2 separate regions of the Homo sapiens genome follow, and region 1 is linked to region 2. A link is an interaction called in ENCODE POLR2A ChIA-PET data of the cell type or tissue named here. Cell type or tissue: OCI-LY7. All regions are shown on one strand. Links, peaks and the distances in the headings refer to the core of each region. The heading gives the core; the rest is flanking DNA. Region 1 overlaps RYR3 (ryanodine receptor 3). Region 2 overlaps RYR3 (ryanodine receptor 3).

The links. Peaks named below come from ENCODE experiments on the same cell type or tissue, not always from the same donor. Only the 100,000 strongest peaks of a DNase experiment are listed, where the experiment ranks them.
Region 1: POLR2A ChIA-PET joins it to region 2 with 5 read pairs; 2 of 35 experiments call an interaction of 5 or more read pairs at or near these places.

What each region holds. Positions count from the first base shown.
Region 1 is chr15:33,557,562-33,562,917 of GRCh38, reverse strand. RYR3 (ryanodine receptor 3) reads right to left here. Exons shown (of 104, transcript NM_001036.6): 11 at 1-81. Among named protein-coding and RNA genes, the nearest start is that of RYR3, 250 kb to the right of the region's middle. RefSeq lists an enhancer at 2,922-3,712. In OCI-LY7, for the core only: no CTCF peak of the experiment used is centred there; no DNase peak of the experiment used is centred there.
Region 2 is chr15:33,614,593-33,619,977 of GRCh38, reverse strand. The region is part of intron 19 of RYR3 (ryanodine receptor 3); the gene reads right to left. Among named protein-coding and RNA genes, the nearest start is that of RYR3, 310 kb to the right of the region's middle. In OCI-LY7, for the core only: no CTCF peak of the experiment used is centred there; a DNase peak (open chromatin) is centred at 3,297.

The sequences.
Region 1 (5,356 bases), core at 1-5,000, 57 kb after region 2:
AGAATCTCCATACTTGATTTCTGGAACTCCCATGCCTTCTATGTCTCGCTTGTGACTGGAGTCTAATTTCTCCTTGAGTTCCTAATTCATACACAAAAAGAAACAAACATAGGCATAGCTGATTAAATTAGAAGCTCAATATACAAAACGAATCACCTATGAAGAACCTGTAAGCCAGGCAACTGGTTACCAAAATAATCATGATGTGCCTGTCCAAGCCAGGATTTCAGAAAGACTTGTTTCCCTTATCGCTTGTTAATTGTAAAATCAATGGCTTTCGAGTTCTGGTTACTTCAGTGATTATTTAAATCCACGGGAAAAGGGGACACCTAGTAAGCTCTTCTCTTCTGTTCTGATTTTGTGTAATTCTTCACTATATTTTCTACTTTCCTCATCCTGATTTATATAACTTAATAAGTAATCTGTTACTAGCCAATTAACTTATTTCCAGCGAGTGACATCTTCCATAATTGTAATGGTTATCTGTCACAAATGCACTGACTCAGAGGCTTTCATCATATCTATTGATTTCATGTAAAAATTTCTTATAAAAACCTGCAGAGAAAGGAGACCCTTTGAATACGCAGGGGTTAATACCGTGGCTTAAGCTAATGTAGTAATTTGTGTATCAGTCTCTTAGGGCCTCCTCAGTGGTGTGTTGTAGTCAAGCGGTTTCATTCTTCAGTTGTCACTGTTTCATTGCCTATTCTCCAGTGTGGAAAAGGGACTTCCTGTGCACCAGGTAACAACTCAGTGACAATCTGAAGTACCTGTCACAATAGCGTGTCATGAGGTAGACCTCTGATGCATGGTAACTTCTTCCCCTCCTCATCAATCAGGGCCTCCGTGGTTCTATTCTGAATGGTTATACCCTATTTCCATTTCTTGTCTACATCTTGCATTAAATTGCTCATTTGTAAAAGCCATTAAGCAGGCAGCAATTTGAACTTTCACAGAATAAAAAACGGCTGTTGCCTATTTGCAAAAACATTTCTCTCTCTTTTTTTTTTTTCTTTTTGAGCCCAGGGTCTCACTCTGTCACCCAGGCTGGAGGACAGTGGTACAATCTTGGCTCACTGCAACCTCTGCCCCCAGGCTCAAGTGATCCTCCCACCTTACCCTCCCAAGTAGCTAGGACTCCAGGTGCAGGCCACTGCACCTGGCTAATCTTTTGTATTTTTGTTGTTGTTGTTGTTTTGTGTTTTGCAGAGACAGGGTTTCCCCATGTTGCCCAGGCTGATCTTGAACTCCCAGGCTCAAGCAATCCACCCACCTCGACCCCCACATTCTTCTCATTCTTAATAGTGGAACAAATAGCAGCATATGTATTGCGTCATTACCATGCTCAGTACAATGTTCTAAGTTCTTTACGTGGATTAACTCTCCATAGTAGCCTCTGATGTAGCTACAAATGCCATTCCAATTTTACAGAGGAGAAAATGAAGGAGGTAAATTTGCCCAAGATCATTCAGGAAGTAATGACAGGATTTAAACCAGGAAGTCCAGCTCCAGAGTCTGCACTCTTCTCCTACTCTAAACTACTACTCACCCTTCAAAACCCTGCTCAGAGGTTACCTCTGTAAAGGAAGAGTTAGTCTCTCCTGCTGTTCTTCCCCAGCACAGTCTAATTGCTTTATTGGGCACTTAGCACATCATAATGTAAAATGTGTTTGTCTATACGACATTTTCTTTTTGTCAGGCTATGAAAAAAATCAAGGGCACAGGCCAAATTTCAATTAACTTTGGATTTATAACAGAAAGTTCAACACCTATCAATTACTTAATAGACATATATTGAGAGAATATATAGAGCTGAGTAATTTTTCTTTCACATTTATTTTTCATTTCAACTCTTATTTTCCTTCAAGCTTTCATAAAAACAAAATTATTTCGCACAGCATTTAAAGGATCACTTGGAGCAATATTAGTACTTTACAAGAAATTTCTTTTTCTTTTAAATGTGTGTGTTGAAACATTGGCTGGATTATTAAATATGACTTATTTTTTTCAAGCAGCAACATAACATCCAAGGATAAGTATGAATTTTTCTTTTTTAAAAAGATTATTTCCAGAAAAACATATTTCTGATTTTATAACATTAGCTAATAGGAAAATAGTATTTGATAGATGAGATTTTCTTTATAGGCAATTCATCAAGAATGCATTTATCCTATAAAACAATGGATACTTGATTTTCACTGCAGAAATATTCATAGCTCTAGAGACACTCAAGCCAGTAACAGGACTGAAAAGATGCGAAAATTCTCATCTCTAATCTGCTCTCTAACCATAGCTAATGCAGTGCTTAAAAATTATGCACACCACAACTGTTAAACATGAATAATTACATTGATTTCTAATAGCTCCTGATTAAAATAATTCATATTATCCAACTATCAATGAATACGGTAACTTCATTACTTTCTTGCCTTTCACTTATTTAAACATGGCTTTGCAAAAAAAAAATACAAAGATCTGTTTTTCTGGAATTACTGAAATAAATGAATCATTATTCTGTATAGAAAGGAGTGTTTCTGTGTCTTTGTTTTTACAAAACAGCATCGGCTTCCAAATTCTACGGCAGTCACTGCAGTGGGCACTTCTAATGTAATAGAACAGCAGCAACAACAAACAAAGATCTAGAGACAAAATCCATATGAAAAACAACCCAATGCAACCCTAAACAATAATGATGAATCAGTAAAGGAAATTAAAGAGCTCGGTGATAGAGAGGCTTGATTTTATTGACAGCACATTGGTGATTTTCTTTTGACTTGAGTATGAACTAATGCTCCCTTCTGTTTTTACTTGAATATGGTCCCAGCTGCAGTCACCCTACTGCTAGAAATGGAAACTTTCTAAAAAATAGAGCTAATCCAATCATTCTCTTTCAATAACTCCCAAGTTCCTATGGAATACAATTATTATCTCTAAAGTTCTTATATCCCAAATGCTCTAACAAAATTGGACTAAGAGTACTTCTATTTATTTACCAAATATTCCCCTTCTCTGGGCCTTTACTGACATTACACTTTCTGTTTGGAATTCCCCAGCCTCACCTTGGCATCTCTACATCTGTATTGTTTATATTTCGTATCTTCTGTATATTACAGTATTTCAGTATTTTTAAAACCTTTCTGGCTGGAGAGAGACTGCCCTTCTTGTTAGAGGCAGCAAAGGGCTCAGCTGCATGCCTTTGATATGCAATCTAATCAATTCACAGCCAGACCTCCTCTAGCTGGCTCATACATTCCAGGAGGCAATATTCCTCTGCCTTCCCAAGGCCAGGTACTAGGCAGATAAGGACCACCTCTATAGCTTACAGCCCCCTGAAATCACTCAAACTAGCAAATCCCAAACTGTTTACCCCAGCCTTGCCTTGCCTTAACCATGGAAACCCCAACAAAAGTGGTAGTGTAGGCTGTCACCTTGCTTCTGCCCCTTGTCTGCCTCCTGACCAAAGCTGGTGCTTTCCTATGTGACCCTGCATGGTGTGGCACGTCTCCTGTTGCTAGGACCTGTGAGTATAATAAACTTTGTTTTCCTAAGCCTCTCCTGTGTCTCCTCACATGGCTGCACCTGACTGATGATCACATAAAGGAACATTGCACAACATCTCATCCATCAAGCCTTCTCTACTTAGCCAAAGCTGGAGGATACCTGTACACATTCTCTGATCTCATGGTTTTGTGGACCCTGAACGGACTGTCCTTTCCAGGGCTAGCCAATTCCTAAAATGGTCAAGGACTCATCTGGGTATGCAAACCCAAGACTCACCTTTTATATGCAAACCAACTCAAAGCGCATAAAGCCAACCTCCTCCTTTACCCTCTGGACCCCCATTCCCCTAGACTAATCTCCCCAGGGCCGGTACCAGACAACTAATAGCAACTCCCATGCTCCAGAGCCTGCTGAAATTATTCAAAGTAGACAACCCTATGCCCATTTATCCTGCCTAGCCAGCCCATCCCTTTCTATGGAAACCACGAAAAGGCTTTCCCCCAGCTTCCCCTCACTCTCTCTGCCTCCTGGAGGATGGCACTTCTCTATGTGGCCCTGTGTGGTATGGCGTGTCCATTCCTCTTGGGAACTGTGAGTAACAAGTGTTCTTTTTCAATGCTGATTGTCTCCTGATTTATTGGCTTCATCATACCTGAATAATAAAATCTACATTTTAAAAACATGTCTTGTTGTTGGTATACTAGCTGCCCCCTGCCAGATTGAAAATGCCAAAGGTGTAAAACTGGGATTTCTGGGTCAAATGGTATTTCTAGTTCTAGATCCCTGAGGAATCGCCACACTGTCTTCCACAATACCAAAGGAATATAAACCATCCTGCTATAAAGACACATGCACACGTATGTTTATTGCGGCACTACTCACAATAGCAAAGACTTGGAACCAACCCAAATGTCCAACAATGATAGACTGGATTAAGAAAATGTGGCACATATACACCATGGAATACTATGCAGCCATAAAAAATGATGAGTTCATGTCCTTTGTAGGGACATGGATGAAGCTGGAAACCATCATTCTTCAGCAAACTATTGCAAGGACAAAAAACCAAACACCGCATGTTCTCACTCATAGGTGGGAATTGAACAATGAGAACACCTGGACACAGGAAGGGGAACATCACACACCGGGGCCTGTTGTGGGGTGGGGGGATGGGGGAGGGATAGCATTAGGAGATATACCTAATGCAAATGACTAGTTAATGGGTGCAGCACACCAACATAGCAAGTGTATACATATGTAACAAACCTGCACATTGTGCACATGTACCCTAGAACTTAAAGTATAATAAAAAACAAATAAATTTAAAAAAGAATGTTCTCAGAAAAAAAACTGGGATTTCTTTGCATTTCATACGATGCTTAAAACTGGTTGCAAATCATTTATTGTTTTATTGTTCTGCAGGCATTCAATCTGTATCTGTTTATCTGCATCAACCTTGTTTATGTTAGATGATAAGCTGATTCTAAGAAGGAAGAGGTTATCTGGCCTACTATGTGTTGAAGGGCAGTAATCATTATCCTCTGCCTCCAATGACAGCTTATTAAGGAAATGCTCATGACCACGTCATAATTGTCATATTAGTATTTGGCTGAGATGATCAAATTGCTACGACTGGTTTAATATTCCTGGAATATTAAATGTTTGGCTGGAGATGATCAAGTTGCCAAGATTGGTTTAATATTCCTGGAAGGATGAAGAAAGGAATTAGAACCCGGCCGGGCATGGTGGCTCATGCCTGTAATCCCAGCACTTTGGGAGGCCGAGGTGGGTGGGTCATGGAGTCAGGAGATCAAGACCATCCCGGCCAACATGGTGAAACCCCATCTCTACTAAA
Region 2 (5,385 bases), core at 210-5,209:
AAGGTTTGTGTCAAAAGAACTGTGGTCAGAAGTTCCCAGCCTGAGGCTAAGAAAACTACAAAAGGGTCCCAGAAAAGAAAGAGGCAGCAACTGTACAACTGCTACACAAAGACTCAATGCTACCTGACAATAGCACTGACTCCATCAGACATGCCTATTCTCCAGTCATCTCTCCCTGGGTCTCAACTCTAGAGGGGTCTGCAATAGGAGCTGGCCAATCAGGGAGGGGCAGACCAATGTGGAGAAGCAGCTGCCTCATACTGCAGGCCCAAGCTGGGGAAGGGCTCAAGCTGTAAACTGAATACAAATTTTGATTTTATATTCAAATAGATAGAACTTTCGAATTACTGACAAAATTGTTCTTGTTCCTAAAAGTAGTAATAAAAGCTACAGGACCTACCCGAGAACTTCTCCAGAGCATGGAGTTACAGGGGTAGAAGAAGAAGCAATAAAGTTAAACCTACCAGTCCACTTCTCTCAGTAAATTGTTACCTGGCACTTCATGTTTATCTTTTAAATCCTTTGCCTCATTCACAAATGAGAAATGTCCAGTTGGAATGTAAATCTCCCCTCTCTACATGTTTTCCTCCCTGGCTCCTTGAGTTCCATGGAATCACCCAGCATCCCCAAAATGTTAAATTTAAAATTAAAAAGAGAATTGAAGAACTGATTTCATTACAATTAGTTCCTCTTTATCCTCAGATTTTTCTCTACATTAATGGATTTAAAAAATCAAATTCATTAATCTATTTAATCCGTTCCACCACAGCACTTGTATCATTTTCTGGGGTTCTTTCTATAACTCAGATATTTCATCAGCTCTCAAAGATTTTTTCCTTCCTAAAGTGTTTACAGTAAGCGACTCTGTCCTTAGATTCTTTCACCTCATAGATGAGCAATAGCTTCAGTAAGAGCTGCCTGGGAGTAGTGAAGTTTTGGGATGTGTAGAGGAAATTTTTATTTACTTGACTGATTTTGAAAACACAGGACAAATTATATTGAAAAATCTCTGCCAGCATTTTCAACTTCGTCTTTGAGATTTGTGCATTTTTGCTTGTTAATTTGCAGGAGAGATGGGTCTACCTACTACAAATTCCCAGATTTGAAAGATTGACCCATTAAGAAAAAAATATAGTAAAAATCATGACAAAGCTGTGCTGTGCTCAAAGGGGGTGACTAACTTTCCTTTCGTTAGGCTATCATATTATTATTCAGAGCTTGCTAGCAAACGTGTAAAATCATTTTAGTCTTGCTAGATGTCTCATTACTGTTATCTGCTATCGAATTCCTCCCAGAGAGCTGGGATAATGTTTCACAGAAGAAAAGGATACAAGCTGTGGTTAAGAGGAGAAAGAATGAGCCAGCTTTTGCTGACCTGAATTTGACTCGTAAGTCACGATTCATAATTGCATCTTTAGCCCCTATCGCTAAGACTGGAGAACAATCTGAGTTATGGACATTCCCACATTCATATTTCTTTCTGGCTAGTGTTTGATGAAAGCTCAGGGCAATCCAGCCAGTGCCCATCATGTTCTCTGAAGAAGCATATTTATCTCAGCAATAATTTCCACAGCATTGACCACAGCAAGCTGGAAATAGCTAAGCTGTTGGTTACCTGAATTTTAGCCAAGTCTGGAGAATACCAACAGAAAACAAACAGCAACCACAAATACAACATCTTTGGATATGGTTATTTTTATAAATTAGAGCTGGCAAAAGAGTTACATAAGATGATTAAATAGATTTATGGGGAGTTTAACTATAGCCATAAAATATATTCTATGATGCCTAACTCATGAATTTTCTGCAAAAAAAAATTAGCACCCAAATTTCACTATATACTATGGCTTTCTGTATAATGCTGTCTATCTGATTCATGCCACTTGTGGGGTGTATATAAGATCAACTTTTAGTAAGAGCTTCCTGGCATCTAAGTAATTCAGCCTTTTCGGTGGGCTACAAGGTACATATACCTCATCCCAAATTCTATTCTATAATGAATACGGTTGTTACACTGGGGGCCTACTGCACTAACAATACTGTCTATAAACAAACCACATTGAGAAGAAAACTATGGAGGCATATTCATTAAGAGAAAAGAGGCTATGACATTGATTTGTGGGTTTTGTCAGTAATTACTCATGCTAACTTTGACTTCACTGTGGGTAAATCTAATTGAAAAAGATTTTTGCTCTTCATGTAGCTTTGCTCTTCGATGACGGCTGGCAGGGACATCCTAATCAGGTATTATTAACAACATAGTTTGTAAGTATAAAAATTATTTTAAAAATTCAAGACAAGGATCTCAGTAAAGACCATTAAACAGGAGGAAACAGGACTGTGAAAGAGAACTCAAGTCTAACTTAGAAGCCATACGGAAGTTAAAAATAAATATGAGAAACAACTCTGAAGACTTCTATGATGGGAGAAAAAGAATCTCTTTCTAGACAGGTATAACACTTTGCATCTTGCTGGGAGAGATGCTATAAAACCAGGCAAGTGATCTACAGTATTGGGTGAAACAATAATTCCTTTTCAATTTCATTATAAAATACGTTTTTTTTTTGAGTCAGAGTCTCACTCTGTCGCCCAGGCTGGAGTGCAGTGGTGTGATCTCTGCTCACCGCAAGCTCCGCCTCCCAGGTTCACGCCATTCTCCTGCCTCAGCCTCCCAAGTAGCTGGGACTACAGGCGCCTGCCACCACGCCCAGCTAATTTTTGTATTTTTAGTGAGACGGGGTTTCATTGTGTTAGCCAGGATGGTCTCAATCTCCTGACCTCATGATCCGCCCGCCTCAGCCTCCCAAAGTGCTGAGATTACGGGCGTGAGCCACCACGCCCGACCAATACATTTCTTTTCAATAAGATACTTTAATTAACTTGGAATTCATATTGTGGTTTCTCTTTCTAGCTCTTTGTTCAACTGAACTAAAGTAGTACAGAGAAGAACTGCTGGGTTTCAGCACCAAATCATACTTTACCAGTTGATGTAAGAATAACACTTGGGTTGTAGAATACCCAATCGGTTTATTTTGATTTATAAGCAACTGGCTAGCCCCCAGTACAGGTCCTGCACTGACCCTGACCAAGGTCATCATGTGATGCACTAGAGGCATTTCAGTAAAATGTATTTCCCAACTACACAGACCCTGTGGTTCCACCTCTCTTCAAATCACAACATGCTGTGAGACCCGAAGCCAGGAATATATCAGAGCTCATAGTTTCCTGAGAGACAGGAAGCTTGAGTGACTTCAAGCCCCGCTGCACACCCCACTGGCACTGCTTTTTAGCCTTCCACCTGTTCAGCTGCTATAAGCAAAAAGCTCTCAGAGCTAAGCTGTTGGTTCTTCAAGTCAACACATCTGGACCCTTCGGTTTCTTAAATTTCCTCAGCAGTTGTGCCTCCTAAATGATTAGTCATCTCATTCTTCTTCTCTTGCAACTTTGCTTCTCCTTTATCTGTGCACTCAGAAGGCTGCATGATCTGCTGACCTAGACACCAGATCCCAGAAATGTCTTCTACATGTGGATACCTTTCAGTCAACTATTTTTTCACCTGCTAACTGCGGTTCTTGTCAAGAGGATTCCAAAAAAATCCCTCCACTACCCTCTAAAAAATCACAGACACAAAGATCCTATCTCACTGTTCTGAGGGAGACGGAAGGGATGAACTAATGATTCAGAATCATTATGCAACATTTGAGAGCAGATGTACCATTCTCTAAACACAAAATGTGGAAAAGTTCATTAGCTAGTAGACTGGAGAAGATCCCTTCTCCATAGATCTAAATTTGCCTAAGTAGTTTTTTCAGATGACTTGCTTGTGAAATAGGTGTACTCCCTTTGAAAATGAGTAAAAAACCATGAGTGGACATGGGCAAAATAAGTAAAAGTGGGAGCAGTATTAATGGTGGGTGACCAAGGCCACCAGCTACACATGCAAATGCAGTCCCGGGAACTGACTACTCAGAGTAACCTTGTTTCTTCAGGAAAGTTCCTGAGTCAAAGGGTGTATGATCCCAACACTGTTGTGTTGTATTTATATTTGTACTCATTCTCTTTATTCCTAAGGAGTGGAGTGGGGAAGATGGAAAATAGGGCTAGAAGGTCCTTTCCCTCTTCCAGAAGGCTTTTGCTCCAATCAGATTTTTCTGTGCTTACAGCGCCTCTCTTGTCAACAACACTCCCCGTTTTCCACATGCTTCTGATGGCTGTCAATGAGAATAGCTCTATGTGGTATCCTCACATATTTAAAAAGGAAGAATTGGGATGAAATATCCTCAGCACAGAAGAACTTTCAACTCTTAGAACACAGTGCCTGCAGATAGCGTAAGATTCCCTGGCTTGAATATGTGATGAGAAGATTTTCAACCTCAGTAAAGCTTTACTCTACTGGTTCTCCATTTGTTACAAGAACCTCAAACAATGCCAATATATAACTTCAATATATTATATCCATTTATATGAATATGTTTGTAAATATGCTTGTGTATATATACAAACATACACACACATCTGTCTCAAATTCCAAAGGTTGAGTACCATTCGCATAGGACAATTCTTTATTTCTAAATAGTTTATATAATTGAAACAGAACCAAAATCCTACTTTGGAAAACATATAAACATATCTTGGTTTACCAATCCACCTGAGGTGCTGAGGCCTACTGGAGTGGTTTCACCCTGAAAATCCCCTCACTTGGACCTGGATCCCTGAAATGGTTTCTTTGTGATCCCAGATCTCAGCTCCTGCTTCCCACAACTCTCCTCCTGCCATGACCCTTTCCAGGGGCTTCCATGGACACTAGTATGATTCTATGTTGACTCCAGTCTCCTGCTCAATTGATTGTGATCTCTTTAAAATACAGGGATGAAGAATGGCTGAGGAAAGTTTGGGAAAGAAGGGTTATTGTGGGGTTTTGCCTTACAGACATTAAAATGAATAACGTGGTTAAAATAATTAAAAATAGCATCCAACTGGTAGGTACGAGGAAAGAGGCAGAGAAATAGCAATAGTATATAGGAAAGCAGCATGCATAGCACAAGCCCAATTAAATGAACAATATTTAACTGTGTATATAAAAAGCCAATATGATTATCTCTAGGTGGTACTATTATGAGTTCCTCCTATTTTCTTTGATGTACATTCCTTTTGTGAAAAAGAAAAACAAAAAACAATAGGAAAAAACCCAAGTGTTAAAGTATAAATCAGAAACTGGGAGAAATATTTGAAACCAATAAAAAACAGTTTAACATCCTTAATATAAAATTATTATACATAAACATGTAAATATATTACATATACTATATAAAGTCAGTATATCCAAAATATGTAAGATATCTACCAAAAAATAAATATCAGAAAGGCTGAGAACACAAAGTTAGC